Regions from separate parts of the Homo sapiens genome. Here region 2 is linked to region 1. A link is an interaction called in ENCODE POLR2A ChIA-PET data of the cell type or tissue named here. Cell type or tissue: OCI-LY7. All regions are shown on one strand. Links, peaks and the distances in the headings refer to the core of each region. The heading gives the core; the rest is flanking DNA. Region 1 holds the start of LOC107984238 (a long non-coding RNA gene). Region 2 overlaps REEP3 (receptor accessory protein 3).

Region 1 (7,548 bases), core at 1,254-6,253:
TGAACTGCTTGTCAAAAGGCTCAGTTTTTCCAACTCTAAAACCATCCAGCTGGGTAATGTTGAACAAATCAAAATCTTTCTTATCTTTTTTTCCCCTCTCTGGTGAAAAGAGGAAATAAACTAGATAATTTTTAAGATCTGCTTCCTGCTTGAAGAATCAAAGTTGTGTCTATGAAATCAGATTAAAACCATTAACAATTATTTTTTATGTCTGCAGTCTTAGAAAATTTAAATAAATATTTGTCCCTAGGTAACAGACAAGAAAACTGAGATACAGAGAGATTTATATGCCACCTAACATCAAAACCTAGAGCCCTTCTGAGAGATCATATTCCCTTGTACGATACTTGGTCAGTGAGTCACTAACCTCCATCACACAGGCCAGGCTGGCTCTTGCAGTCCCGGGAGTAACACAGTAATGTCAGTGGGTATGAATAGTTTGAGTCTCAGATCACTCAGCTGGGAGATGATATTTAGAACGATGGCTCAAAAACAATTCTGACCAAGCAAAGCATTAGTCAGCTTGGGAAAAACTTTATGGGTTGGGAAGAACTTCTCAGGGAGGGAGAAGTAACAGTATATTCTATTCATCCCAGGAGGACCATTGCCATAAATCCGTGAGGAAAGGATTTGTTTTGGACCTACACAGAGAAAAGGGAGGCAGTAAGGAAAAGCAAGCTGGATTGGGAGTTAGAAGACTATTTCTAGTTTAACTCTGCCAAATACTTAGCACAGGGCAAACTAGATACCCTTTCTGGCCTTCATTTCTTTATCTCTAAGATGGAAAGATAAGACTAGATGATCTCCAAACTTCTTTAAGCTCTGACATCTACTGGATTTCTTCCAAAAGCACAAACTGTTTCCTGTGCCACAGAGGTCATTCAGAGGCTTCTCCTTATTTTTCAAAATGAATCCTAAACAATTAGAGTGATTTCTCTTCTCATGGTTCCCGTCACCCCTCCTCTGTGTTCTCTTGAGCTTATGAATACCTCCCTATAAGTAGCCTCATCACAGCCTACTTTGTATTATAAAGAATATTATGTTTTCCTGTTGTGGGCTTTTGGCAAACAGTAACCAAGTAATTAATTTTAGGCTCTTCTAAAGCATGTAGTGAATGCTGCCTTCCCCTTTGTTTATTAGAATTGCATATTCAGGAAATTACAAGTCTATGATTGCTCAATATTTCAAGTATTACTGTTTCTCAGATTTTCAGTGCAAATGATTGAATAATTATTCCCTGTGTAACTTTCATGATACTATGCAAATACAGAACTCCTTTGCTTATGTGTACAATTATTGGTTCATAATTTTTTTATTAAGAGAGTAGCAATTTATATATGTATATGATTATGTGTTTGTATATATAAATATAGATATAGATATAGATATAGATATAGATATAGATATCTTTTTTCTCCTGTACCAGTATATATTTCCTTGGCTTCAATAATTGGCATTTTTTTTTTTTTGAGATGGAGTCTCGCACTGTCACCCAGGCTGGAGTGCAGTGGCACAATCTTGGCTCAATGCAACCTCTGCCTCCTGGGTTCAAGCAATTCTCCTGCCTCAGCCTCCCAAGGTAGCTGAGATTACAGGTGCCCACCACCACACCTGGCTAATTTTTGTATTTTTAGTAGAGACAAGGTTTCCCCATGTTGGCCAGGCTGGTCTTGAACTCCTGACATCAAGTGTTCCACCTGCCTTGGCCTCCCAAAGTGCTGGGATTACAGGTATGAGCCACCGCACCTCGCCGGCAATTTTTATATAATGTTTTTCATTTTTATGCTGGAGCCCACCTCACTTTTTCCAAGTCCTTCTTACATGTTGCTCATTATAAGGCCCTTATGAAGAATTTGAAAGTGGAAAGTGTTCTTCCAGGTCATCTCTGATCTAACCCCTTATTTTATGTTGAGAAAACAAAGGCCCAGAGAGTTTAAAATGTCACTGCCGGTCATAGCCAAGGGTGAGCTAGAACTGATGCGTCTCAATTTCCAGCCCAATGACTGTTTCTCTGCTATAGCACAGTAATATTTATGGACATATCACATAAAACATATCTATTTATATAAGTATAAGCATAAGAATATTTATGTTTGGTTTACATTCTCTTACAGAAAGGTAGAGAAATTCAGGTATATATTTTTTCTCTTGAATGTCTTAGAGATTTGCATCTTTATGAATATTATTCATTGGTTGAAGAAAACATTGCTAAGTAAGTAGAAGATATGTATCCTGTTTCTTTAGAAGCCTATTTCATGCTGTGCCAAGGGGATAGAGTACAAGTGCTGGTTAATAATTTATAGTATATATTCATCTCCATTCCTCTTTGACTAAAATATTAATTCCCCATTGATCATCATTATTTGCTTTTTGCCCAGGCAATATGCAATGTGCAGAGAGTTTGATGAAAGGGTTATTTCCTAATCTCATCATGCCCCCTGTGCTCTGCCAGTAATTTACTGACTTTATTTACTTGTGGTAATGAGCACACCACGTAGAGTGTGCCAGCTGCTGGGATTGTCCTGGGTGCCTTCTTTCTAAGGCAGGATGATGTAAAAAGCACAGATGTTTTTCTAATTTAGCATCTGCAGCATGTGCTTGCATTTATATTACATTTTTCATGGAACAATGCAGGTGAATATATAATATAAAAAACCACACTGGGTGCAGTGGTGTGCGCCTGTAGTCCCAGCTACTCAGGAGGGTGAAGCCCAAGGATCCTTTGAGCCCAGATGCTTGAGACCAGTGTCTACAACATAGCAAAACCCCATCTCTAAAAAAATAAAAATAAAAAATCTCAGCTTGATTTAATAAAATGAGTTTATTTAAAATATCTCGAGAAGTGTTTGGAGGGTGTATGTGTATTTAGGCTTGTTTAAAAAAACAACAGGTCCTGGAAGATGGGGCATAGAACATTTGGTTTAATGGCTTAGAAATTGTATAATTCTAGAATTTGTATAATTTTTGTATATATAGATATTTTTGTATATATGCTTACACTGTGTGTACTATATATATATATATATAATTTGTGTAATTTTTCATAATTTATAATCCAGGCAACAGAAGAAATCTAGTATGTAAGCCATCCTTTACTATATATGCTAAAGGAGAGAGGCTTTTTATATTTGAATTGGTAACAAGGAAGTCAATCTGCAAATCATTCTTTGTTTATGTGAAGTGCAGTTTTCAACTTGTATTTGTCTAAGAATATCTGCCTTTCCAAAATGTGAGCATTTCCACTAGACTGTGAAGCCATGGGGGTAACTGATGAAGGAGGAACTAGCTCTTGTCCCACTTCCTCTTTGGGCTACTAGTTCATTCCCTTTCTATGCCTTGCTGAGTTGGGAATTGATTGCATCATCCTCACACCAGTAGACCTATGGGCTAGCTCCTCTCGCCCCTTCTCTTTCTGACTTTCATCTCTGCCTTCCTCTTTTTAAAAAATATAAACATTTCTGCTTTCATCTTCTCCCACTACCTCTTTAAAACCTTCTGCTAATATAAATGAACTCAAGAACTGCAAGAGCTCTTGGCACACTGAGTTTATGGGCTGCACCGCATGTCCATCACATACTCGTATTTTTTTCATAGTTGAGCCAATGGTATGACAACCATGGGGTGTTTGGTTGCTTATAACACACTTCAAGGACAGTGGATTCATATTACGATTGCTCTTGCTCAGATGGTGGCCCAGTTCTTCCTGAGGTAAATCTGTTTGAAGAGTCATCTAAGCAATTCCTGCATATTGGGGGCGAGGAGGAGACAGTCTTTGTGTTCTAGGCTCGAATATCGTAACTGCCCTACTTGGCAAGTCACCATTTAATATATCAATTCTTCATGTATATATGTATCAATTAGGATCTAGCAAAGAAATCAGAAACCACTTTAAGTATTTACAAGAGAAGAAATTCAATTTGGGTACAGGAATTGTTTACACAGGTGCTGGAGAAGCTGGAAGCCAAACGGGTTTATCAACAGAAAAAGAAGTGAAAGAGGTAAGGCCCCAGGAGCCAGGGTCAGCTGGCAGTGGCTAGAACCACGGCAGGCCTGCCCAGCAGGAGCTGAAGCCAGAGAAGGGACCTGTCTGTCACCTGAGAAACCATCCAAGGTGGAGGAGCTGTGGCTTCAGGCTTCTTCCCACTCCTCATCTCCTCTACACTCCCAAGCCTGCGCCTCACATTGCCCAATCACAGAGGGCAGCCAGTGACACTGGAGCTCAGGAAAGGCAACCTGTTGAGGTCAGCTCCTCGTTGAAGAACATATAGATCGGAGCTGGATGGTCAGTGAGGCGGGAGGGGAGGCATAGGAAATGGAAAGGAGAAGAATGGGTCATATTGTGAAGAGGCTCAAGACACACATAAAAGTCACCATCTGACCCTGAGTCTCTTGATCCCCATTACTGGTGAAATCTGAGTGCAGGTTTAGGAATCCAAGTGGGCAAGGATCACGAATCTGAAGGTTTTCCAGAGGCTCCCTGTGGTTCTTGGAGTACCTGTTTAAGCTCCCTTCTCTTTAGGACTTTCTGGTTTTTCTCCTCTTGCCAACTGCCTACACCACTACTTCCTTGTTTAAACTTTCCCTGCCATCACTGGTCAGAATTATATGGGTTTACCAGGGAAAACCTGAAACCTTCTTCAGCTAGCTCACAGCCTTGGTTGAAGGTTAGATTAATCAAGTCAAGGATGTTGATGTCTTCACAAGTGTTGCTTAAGCCTTAGAGGTGGGATCAGGTCTTCTTCAAACACCTGCACAGGAAATGATCCCTGAGTGCTATGCTGGGCTTTTTGCTCCACTGTCAAGCGCTCATCACATACCACCAAATATTTTAATTATGTGTTTAATGTCTTTGCAATTCTACTAAAATGTAGATTTCTTGAGGATAAAGCCTGTACCCTATGGAACTTTACATCCCAGAACACTGTGCTACTCAAATATTAGGTATTGAAGTTTTTGATCAATCGAGAGGTAGAGATCCATCAAACAGAAAAGATAAGCTCTAATCTCTGTGGTTTTGGGTAAATTAGTCTAAAGTCTCTGAGCCTTATTTTAATGATTTTTAAGATAGGATTTTAAAGCATTCTTCTGTGACCTGTTGTTTCAAGTACAACACAAGTAACTAGAGGGCAAGGACAATATCTTATGTTTTTATGTAGAGCATCTAGCACATTGTCCTGCACAAATAAGATGCTCAGTACATGTTTAGTGAGGAGCGCAAATAAGATGCTCAGTACATGTTTAGTGAAGAAAAATTGAAAACAAGATTGGCCAACCTGCAATGTGGATAAGCCTTTTTTTTTTTTTTTTTTTTTTTTTTGAGACAGAGTCTCACTCAGTTGACCAGGCTGGTGAAGTGCAGTGGTGCGATCTTGGCTCACTGCAACCTCCACCTCCTGGGTTCAAGCGATTCTCCTGCCTCGGCCTCCTGAGTAGCTGGGATTAGAGGCACATGCCACCACGCCTGGCTAATTTTTGTATTTTTAGTAGAGATGGGATTCACCATGTTGGCCAGGCTGGTCTTGAACTCCTGACCTCAGGTTGTCCACCCACCTCGGCCTCCCAAAATGCTGGGATTACTGGTGTGAGCCACCACACCCAGCTGGATAAGCTTTTAAAATTTTTACATTCTTTAAAATTTTTCTATTTCTGGCCAGGTGCAGTGACTCATGCCTGTAATCCCAGGACTTTGAGAGGCCGAGGCGGACGAATCACCTGAGGTCGGGAGTTCAAGACCAGTCTGACCAACCTGGAGAAACCCCGTCTCTACTAAAAATACAAAATTAGCCAGGTGTGGTGGTGCGTGCTTGTAATTTCAGCTACTCAGGAAGCTGAGGCAGGATAATCACTTGAACCCAGGAGGCAGAGGTCACGGTGAGCCAAGATGGCGCCACTGCACTCCAGCCTGGGCAACAAGAGTGAAACTCCGTCTCAAAAAAAATTTTTTTTTTCTATTTCTGTTTATTATATTTAAACAGTAAGAGTAACTTAGGAATCTACTTATCAGGGATTGCAAACTCAAATGCCTACCAGAATCAAGTAAGTAATGTGAAATGGACCTGGTTAAGACAAAAGGGAATATAGTTGGCTCTCCATATTCTCGGGTTCTGCATCCACAGATTCAAGCAACCATAGATTGAAAATAACTCAGAAAAAAACCTCCATTAAAAAAAGATACAACAAAAAAATTTATACACATTTAAAAATACAATATAACAAATATTTACATTGCATTTATATTAAATACTACAAGTAATCTACAGGTAAAGTATGCGAAGGATGTGTGTAGGTTATATGAAAATACTACACTATTTTAAATAAGGGACTTGAGCAGCTATGGACTTTGGTATCCACAAAGGCCCTGGAACTAATCCCCCATGGTCGCCAAGGAGAGACCGTAGTGGGGGCTGTGGTGAACTGGAGATTATTGAAAAGAACATTAAATGTCCTCACTAAAGGGAGCAGCAGATATTCTGTCCTAATCAATTACTGTCATATGGGAGAATGGCTCCAATGTTGTCAGAACTTAAGGATATGTATTTTTTAATATTTATTTATTTATTTTGAGATGGAGTCTTGCTCTGTGGCACAGGCTGGAGTGCAGTGGCGCCATCTCAGCTCACTGCAACCTCCACCTCCTGGGTTCAAGCGATTCTCCTGCCTCAGCCTCCCGAGTAGCTGGGATTACAGGCGCCCACCATCACGCCTGGCTAATTTTTGTATTTTTAATAGAGACGGGGTTTCACCATGTTGGCCAGGCTGGTCTGGAACTTCTGACCTCAGGTTATCTGCCCACCTTGGCCTCCCAAAGTGATGGGATTACAGGTGTGAGCCAGCGTGCCTGGCTTGAACTTAAGAATATGTATAAAATTTCTCTGCGTTTGTGGCTAGATTAGCCAGTTAGGAGATTCTGCTAGTATCAATGCACGCATTAAAAAATAATCCCTTGTATATTCCCAGGTGTTAATGTTAACATTTCTTATAAAGGCACTCATTTAAGATGCTTTGGAAATTAAGACATGGTTTTGGAACTTTAATTTTTCCCGTCTTCCTTTCCAGTTTTAACTGGAATACTTTATTAGTGCAGCTCTCTGTTGCATTCAGTTTACTTGCGGAGGTGGCATAACCATAAGGCAAAAAAGAGAGCTGTTAGCTATTGCTGTGCTTTGACTTTTTATTGATGAAAGCACTAACTGGGTAGTTGTTTTTTTTCAGATTATTTTCTACAACGATTATTATATAAGTAATGATAGGCTTTCAATCAATTATCTAAAAATTGCTTACATGTAGAGACTACAAAGATTATGGATATGCTAATGTTTAGATGTGGTTAGCTCAGATAAGTGCAACACACTGTTGGCAAGGCTGGGCTTGAGTTCTTGTGGCAAAACAACCAGTTAATTTCAGACACAGAAATCCTCTGTGTACCAGCAGAGAGTAATGGCTCAAGCAGAGCCACTTGAGTTTCATAAGACCTACTCCAATTTGCTGTTGATTTGATCTTGAGGGGAGCTAATAAAGGTAGTAAATGAGTCATTTTCCAGCATGATA
Region 2 (7,298 bases), core at 2,299-7,298, 83 kb before region 1:
AATGCCCATTACCGTCTGTTTCCCCTATTGGACTCTAAATTTTTTGAGGGTAGAAAAAGACAGCTGTGTCTTTTTCATCCTTGTATCCTCATAATTCAGCACACTGCCTCATTCATAATAGAATTTTAAAAATACTTGTGGAGTAATGAATCAATCCATCACTTTTCCTGAAGCTATAATTAGATAGCTAATAAGATTTTTTTTAGCTGGAATTAGGAAAAAAGAAAAGAATAAGATGTATAATCAGCTTTTGAATGAAATTCCAATTCCTAATCATACAAAATGAGAGGCAGTTAAAATAGCAAGGACTGGGTTTGTTGAACTGTGCTCTTATGCTACATTTGTGGCCTTAGAGAAATTGTTTATCACAGTTACTTCCTTTCTGACTTTTTCCTTGATTCCTCATTCTGTTTTACCATATTAGGATCAGGAATACTATATAAGCAAACATCAATAGGAAAAAAAATCTAGAAATGACAACCTAAACCTGAAGCCTGGTTTATTTTTCTCAATTATAAAATAAACATTTTTTAAAAATAAGAATTTGGCAAGTAAAAAAAGAAAAAATGAAAAAATTTAAAATCACCTGAAAGCTCACTTCCATGAGATATAATCCTTTCATTTATGTTTTTCCTTTGTTTGTTTCTATATGTACATTTTTTTTTTCCACACTTAATATTGCTTCAGGAGCTTTTTTCCAGGACCACTGATCCATCCCCTTCCTTGCCACACTGGCCTCCTTGCAGTTCTTCCAAGCAATCCCCAAGCCCTAGCTACTCTCCTCACTGCCTCTGTGCATGCTGTTTCTTCCACCCGGAACACACACACTTCCTTGGACCACTGCAAGAAAACAAAGGATCTTGGCCTAAATAAGGACTGATTCCACTTCCAAATCTCCTCTGACTTCTAGCCTAGAAGTCTAAGAACATAAAATTATACCTGACTAATATACAATGCAAGTTGCTTATGTTATTATGAGAGTAACAAGCTTATTAACAACTCTTTGTAGTTTGCTTAGTGTTTCTCAAATTATTCGTGTCTTAGAAGAGCAGACCAATAAACATGTATTCAATTTTTTTAATATGTATATTTTTTGAAACAGGCTATAATGCAGTGGCATGATCACAGCTCACTGCAGCCTTGACTTCCCAGGCTCAGGTGATCCTCCTACCTCAGCCTTTGGAGGAGCTGGGACTACAGGTGCACAACACCATACCCGGCTAATTTTTGTATTTTTTGTAGAGAAAAGGTTTTACCATGTTGCCCAGGCTGATCTCAAACTCCTAAGCTTAAGCGAACCACCTGCCTTGACCTCCCAAAGTGCTGGCATTACAGGCATGAGCCACCAAAGCCCACCCCAGTTTTATTTTTTATCAGCATGAGCCACCAAAGCCCACCCCAGTTTTATTTTTTATCACATGCACGGAATCTATCCCGTGCCTTCTCCTAAGCCTGGAAATCCTTCTACTCTTTTTTTTTTTTTTTTTTTTTTTTTTTAAAGAGATGGAGTCTTGCTCTGTCACCCAAGCTGGAGTGCAGTGGTGCAATCTCAGCTCACTGCAACCTCCACCTCCTGGGTTCAAGCGATTCTCCTGCCTCAGCCTCCCAAGTAGCTGGGATTACAGACTCCTGCCACCACGCCCAGCTAATTTCTGTGTTTTTAGTAGAGTCGGGTGTTTCACCATGTTGGCCAGGCTGGTCTCGAACTCCTGACCTCAGGTGATCCGCCCACCTTGGCCTCCCGAAGTGCTGGGATTACAGGTGTGAGCCACTGCGCCTGGCTGTAAGTCCTTCCACTTTCTCCTCACCTGACAATTTAAGTATTTATGCTCCTTATGCTCCTTATTTTTATTAAAGGAGAATTTATAACTTCATGGGGATTTCTTTCCTTCTTCTTTTTTTTTTTTTTTTTTTTTTTTTTGAGATGGAGTCTCGCTCTGTCACCCAGGCTGGAGTGCAGTGGCGCGATCTCAGCTCACTGCAAGCTCCGCCTCCCGGATTCATGCCATTCTCCTGCCCCAGCTTCCCGAGTAGCTGGGACTACAGGCGCCTGCCTCCATGCTTGGCTAATTTTTTTTGTATTTTCAGTAGAGACAGGGTTTCACCATGTTAGCCAGGATGGTCTTGATCTCCTGACCTCATGATCCACCCGCCTGGGCCTCCCAAAGTGCTGGGATTACAGGCGTGAGCCACCATGCCCGGCCTCTTCATGGGGATTTCTAATCTCACCCCTTTCTTTATAACCTACTTAGTACTCTGGTTGTCTGAGACTTGGGCCCCTGTCTTGCTGTCTCCAGCATCCTCAGGCAGTGGTTCTCAAAGTGTGGACCACAGACCATGAGCACAAGCATTACCTGGGAACTTGTCAGAAATGCAGATTCTCAGCCCCACCTCAAATCTGCTGAATCAGAAATTCTGGGGTTGTCAGAACTTGTATTAACAGGTTCTCAAGGTAACTCTGACGTGCTCAAGTTTGAGAACCTCAGCTTCAGGGTTGGAAGAGTTTTCGTCCTTGAGGCCAAGCCTCAAGATGCTCTCAGACTTCCTGACTGTGTGGATGTTTGCATATTGGCCCGTAGTAAGTCTTTATAGCTACACATAACAGCCTTCTAGCATACTCGCGTGATCTCTCACTGATCTGCCTGATTCTATTTTCTTTGACTAGTATCTGTCACACAGTCTGTGGTACTTCTAATTACTGCAGCCTACCTGGCTGGGTTTTATCTCAGCAACTGCAATAGCAGCTAACATCCCCATCCTCATCACCTGCCCCCAGTGACCTTATTTTGCCCAAAGTTCTAGCCCCCTGGGGTCTTCCTCAATGCCTTAAGTAAACCCTACCATTCCCAGTCTTGACAAAAGATACGACACATAGAACGGAAAAGCCTTAATTCCTAATTCAAGGCAAAAGTGCAAATGACAGACTAAAACACAAATGCTTGGGTTGAATTCATGAAGAGGAGGAAAGGTGGGAAGAGACTTTTTGCTCTATATCTATTTATATTCTTGAATTTTTTAACAAGATGGTGTGTTACCTACTCAAAAATAAATTATTTTATAATTATTTTTAAAAATGCATAGTAAAAATAAGAATGATCAGGGAAAATTTCCTGGAGGAAATGAGTTATGAGTTTCACCTGGAATAGTGCGAGGCAAAGCTTAATGATAAAGGGCATGGAGCACATTCCAGATGCAAAAAGAGTAACTGGGGGAAATGCAAACCATACAAAGAACTGTACACAGATGGGTCAAAGAGCCGGCGCTGACTGGTGTCCTTTTACCAAAACATGCTGTTTTTGACAACTTGTTTAGGTTATGGAATTCCACTGAAAGACGGAGATGAGAAAACAGATGAAGAAGCAGAGGGGCCATATTCAGATAATGAGATGTTAACACACAAAGGGCTTCGAAGATCGCAAAGCATGAAATCTGTGAAAACCACCAAAGGCCGCAAAGAGGTTGGTTAAGTGTAGAGCTGTTTTCCTAATGATTAGTGAAGGATTTCCCTGCTGTGTTATCATTTAGGATATTAATGATCCATAAATGAAGGATTGGAATGGTAGAACAGCAGTTTGATTTTTTTTTTTTTTTTTTTTTTTTTTAGTTTTTGGGGATAGAGCTTTTTTGCTTTGTCAACCAAATTGGAGTGCAGTGTGGCGTAATCACAGTTCACTCAAACTCCTGGGCTCAAGCAGTCCTCCCACCTCAATCTCCCAAGTAGCTGGAACTACAGGCACATGCCACCGCACCTGGCTAATTTTTTCATTTTTTGTAGAGACAGGGTTTCACCATGTTGCCCAGGCTGGTCTTGAACACCTGGCCTCAAGCAATCCTCTCGCCTCCGCCTCTCGAAGTGCTGGGATTCCAGGCGTGAGCCACCTCACCTGGCCAGCAGTTTATATTTAAAATTCTTTATTCAGATCAATGTATCAGGATATCAGGAAATTTTGAAAATGGTAAACTCTTAATCTTCTGCTATACGTAGAAAATGGCATTCTCATTTAGCAAATCACATAGTTCAAATACCCAGTCCCAGCCCTATGCATAAACAAAGAAAGCAATGAATAAAATTAACCACACAGTTTTGCTTTCAACTAATGCTACATGAAGATTAAATAGTAAACAGTTAACCATAATAACATATTGTCTTTATACCCAGAAAGCAGTGGAGGACTGTGAATGGCCTCTGATCATTATAATCAATGTTCATTGACATTGTACTAAGCAAAACATAAATAATAGGATTAATGTTTTTATGTTATTAGTAATAATCTGTAACATATATCTAAATATTACCAACTACATTTTTTATGAGTTTATAAGTAGTGCTGTCTTATATACATTTATTAAGAGAATTCATTCTTTATATCAAAAAGGTAAAAAAATTACTATGATTATGAACTATTAAATCTGATGTAATTTTTTAAAGTAATCATCTAATTCTTAATAATAAAACATTTCTCTCTTCAGGTGCGGTACGGGTCACTAAAATACAAAGTGAAGAAACGACCACAAGTGTATTTTTAGTCATCTACACGTCAAATATCCCAAGACAGATTATGCTAAATACATCGACTTCATCTTCTAACATGATATATTCAGGATTTACACATTAAAATGATTATTTAAATTGTGGCAGTGATGGGGTTTACTTTCATGAATTTAAATTGTTTTTATTTCTGTAACAATTGCTTCCAAATATTGACTACTAAAGGCAGTTCTGCAAGATGTACTAAATATGTATATTAGAAATTATAGAAAATCATGTTGTCCGTTTTCAAATTCATCAACAGCCTAGAGTGCCTGAGATATAAGATGAAACACAAATCCACAGTATACTTGAAAGGAGCCTTTTTACGGTTCAGGATAAATCAGCCTTTGTGATGTACTGTGTTTACCTCCTTTTGTGTTGTATCTGGTAATTAAATAGGCCTCAGATTCAGCAGTGACATAACAAGGACATAATGTAAGATAATAAAGTAGGTTTTATATATTCTTTAAATTTTTACTTATATAATACTTTCTAGTTTTTCCACCATCAGCTGAAAGTTTTTGAAACAAATATTTGAAAACCAGGTATCCACACATAGCACTTTTATTCCTGACTAGTTTTGCACACTTGAAAATTGTTTACTTATTTTACAACTGTTTTACTGATGCTATCTTTATTGTTTTTGCCGTATTCTGACATGTCAAATCTATGCCTTGAATTATATCATCTCTTTTCCTGTGGGTTTCATTTGTTAAATTCATTGGATTTTAATAATATAAAAGTATAGCTAATTGTTCAGTTTTAACTATTTTTAATTATCTTCTTAACAAATAAGAAGTTGCTTTAAACATTAACCAATTTTCTATATTTAGCTATACAGAGTAATTGAACTTAACATGTTTTTGTCAACACCAATTACATTTTCAGCTTTTAAAAATGGTAGCTTTTGTGAAATAGAATCAGTGACCAGTATAGCACTTAGATCCCTTCTAACTCATATAATTTTTCTCAGCCAATCCATTCACAAGCTTGGCATTGACATGTGCTGCTAGTTTATAAACTGGCATTGACGAAAATCATTTGAATCTCTTCTGGCTGAGATAATTTGCCAATGCAAAATACAGTTGTCATTAATCCTGCACATTAGAAATTATTAGAAACATATTACTTTTTAACTTTAAATCTCAAAGAGATTTTGAGTTATTGAATTCTTAAGGCTTTCTTAGCTTGAACTGATAACTATGCATTATGAACCCTAAGTCAATATATTTTTGGTGGTTTTAGTGATCAGTAATCAAATTTGTACTTATTATGCTTGTTCAGGTAATTTACTTGACTGTTCTATTTGTTTGTCCAAAAGATAAAATGATGAGAGAGATTCGAGAGGTCTTTGATCTGTCTCCCTTTTAAGAAATGAAGCCAGCTGGTAATGTATATTCAGGACTTCCTCAGAGTATTGGCCAAGAACATAATGTTTACACAGGAGTACCTTGGTATAATGCATACATTGTCTCATGATACTAGTCATAAAATATTTTATGGATTATTTCACATTCTTCATATATAACAAGTAAAATTAATTCAGTTTTCTTCTCCCAACGTTTAATTCTGAATAACTCTATCTACTTTACCCTAATTTTTAGCCTCTTAATTTCTGGAAGGACTCTAATTTCTATTCCAAATTTCTATGAATTCTAATTGTAAATTATCGGAACAGAGTTTTATTTATATGACCTGGTACTAGACTTCTTAATATAACTGTTACACTGTCCTTGTCTTTCCTACTCAAAGACAGTATCATCTGAAGTTGCCTAATAAGGTCATGTGAGTCAAGAACTTTATCTGTGGGAGCTGATTTGCACCATTTTACCTTTTTTTTTTTTTTTTTTTTGAGACGGAGTCTTGCTCTGTCACCAGGCTGGAGTGCAGTGGCGCGATCTCGGCTCACTACAACCTCTGCCTCCCGGGTTCGAGCGATTCTCCTGCCTCGGCCTCCCGAGTAACTGGGTCTACAGGCCCGTGCTACCACGCCCAGCTAATTTTTGTCTTTTTAGTAGAGACAGGGTTTAACCATGTTGCCCAGGATGGTCTCCATCTCTTGACCTCGTGATCCGCCCGCCTCGGCCTCCCAAACTTCTGGGATTACAGGCGTGAGCCACCGCACCCAGCCACCATTTTATCTCTCTAAAGTCTGGTCCCAGTATTAAACCTATTCTTTAGTAAACTCATATTACTGTTCTAAATTGAAGAAATTATTTATTACTCTGTACTTCTAGACTCAAAATTCTTTATCAAAGATAGTCTCAAAGAGGTAGTACAAGTCCTGTTTAACTGCACTTTTTCACATTCACAGTGCTTCCTCTGATATCTTTCCTTACATCATTATACACTGTTGATATCATTTTACTCTTCTTTCTCTTCTACATTTCTTAAATTTTGGTTCTTTTCCTGTACATGTGTTTTAGCGGGGCCCTTTTCTTTGAACTTTGTCTAATTAGCCTGTACATTTTTGTTTCTTTTAAGGTAGAACAGATCTTTTTTTGTTTCTCCTTTTAAGTCTACTGGTTTTAAAAGAGGTAAATGTATCCATAGACCACAGTGCCTTGCTTTTTCCTCTGCCAGCACATGGAGCACGGGATTAGATGCACAAACCTATTTAGGGAACTATTTTGGTAGATGTTTGAGTTTATACAGAAATTGCAGCTGGTATTTTATTTTGCTGTACATTTACTCAACTTGTCCATTAGTATTTAACTATTTCCAGAGTTTGTTTAGGAGTAAGAATTGACCCATTCGTTAGTTTACC

What was found. ChIA-PET counts read pairs that join two places held together with the same protein. Peaks named below come from ENCODE experiments on the same cell type or tissue, not always from the same donor. Only the 100,000 strongest peaks of a DNase experiment are listed, where the experiment ranks them.
Region 2: POLR2A ChIA-PET joins it to region 1 with 6 read pairs; 19 of 35 experiments call an interaction of 5 or more read pairs at or near these places.

Annotation. Positions count from the first base shown.
Region 1 is chr10:63,699,916-63,707,463 of GRCh38, forward strand. It overlaps LOC107984238 (a long non-coding RNA gene), which reads right to left and starts at 444. Exons shown (of 3, transcript XR_001747468.2): 1 at 368-444. RefSeq lists an enhancer at 6,998-7,548. In OCI-LY7, for the core only: no CTCF peak of the experiment used is centred there; DNase peaks (open chromatin) are centred at 3,346 and 4,726; H3K27ac peaks cover 680 bases.
Region 2 is chr10:63,616,343-63,623,640 of GRCh38, forward strand. REEP3 (receptor accessory protein 3) reads left to right here. Exons shown (of 8, transcript NM_001001330.3): 7 at 3,313-3,458; 8 at 4,471-7,298. The coding sequence ends at 4,527. The region is part of intron 1 of LOC105378329 (a long non-coding RNA gene); the gene reads right to left. Among named protein-coding and RNA genes, the nearest start is that of REEP3, 99 kb to the left of the region's middle. In OCI-LY7, for the core only: no CTCF peak of the experiment used is centred there; no DNase peak of the experiment used is centred there.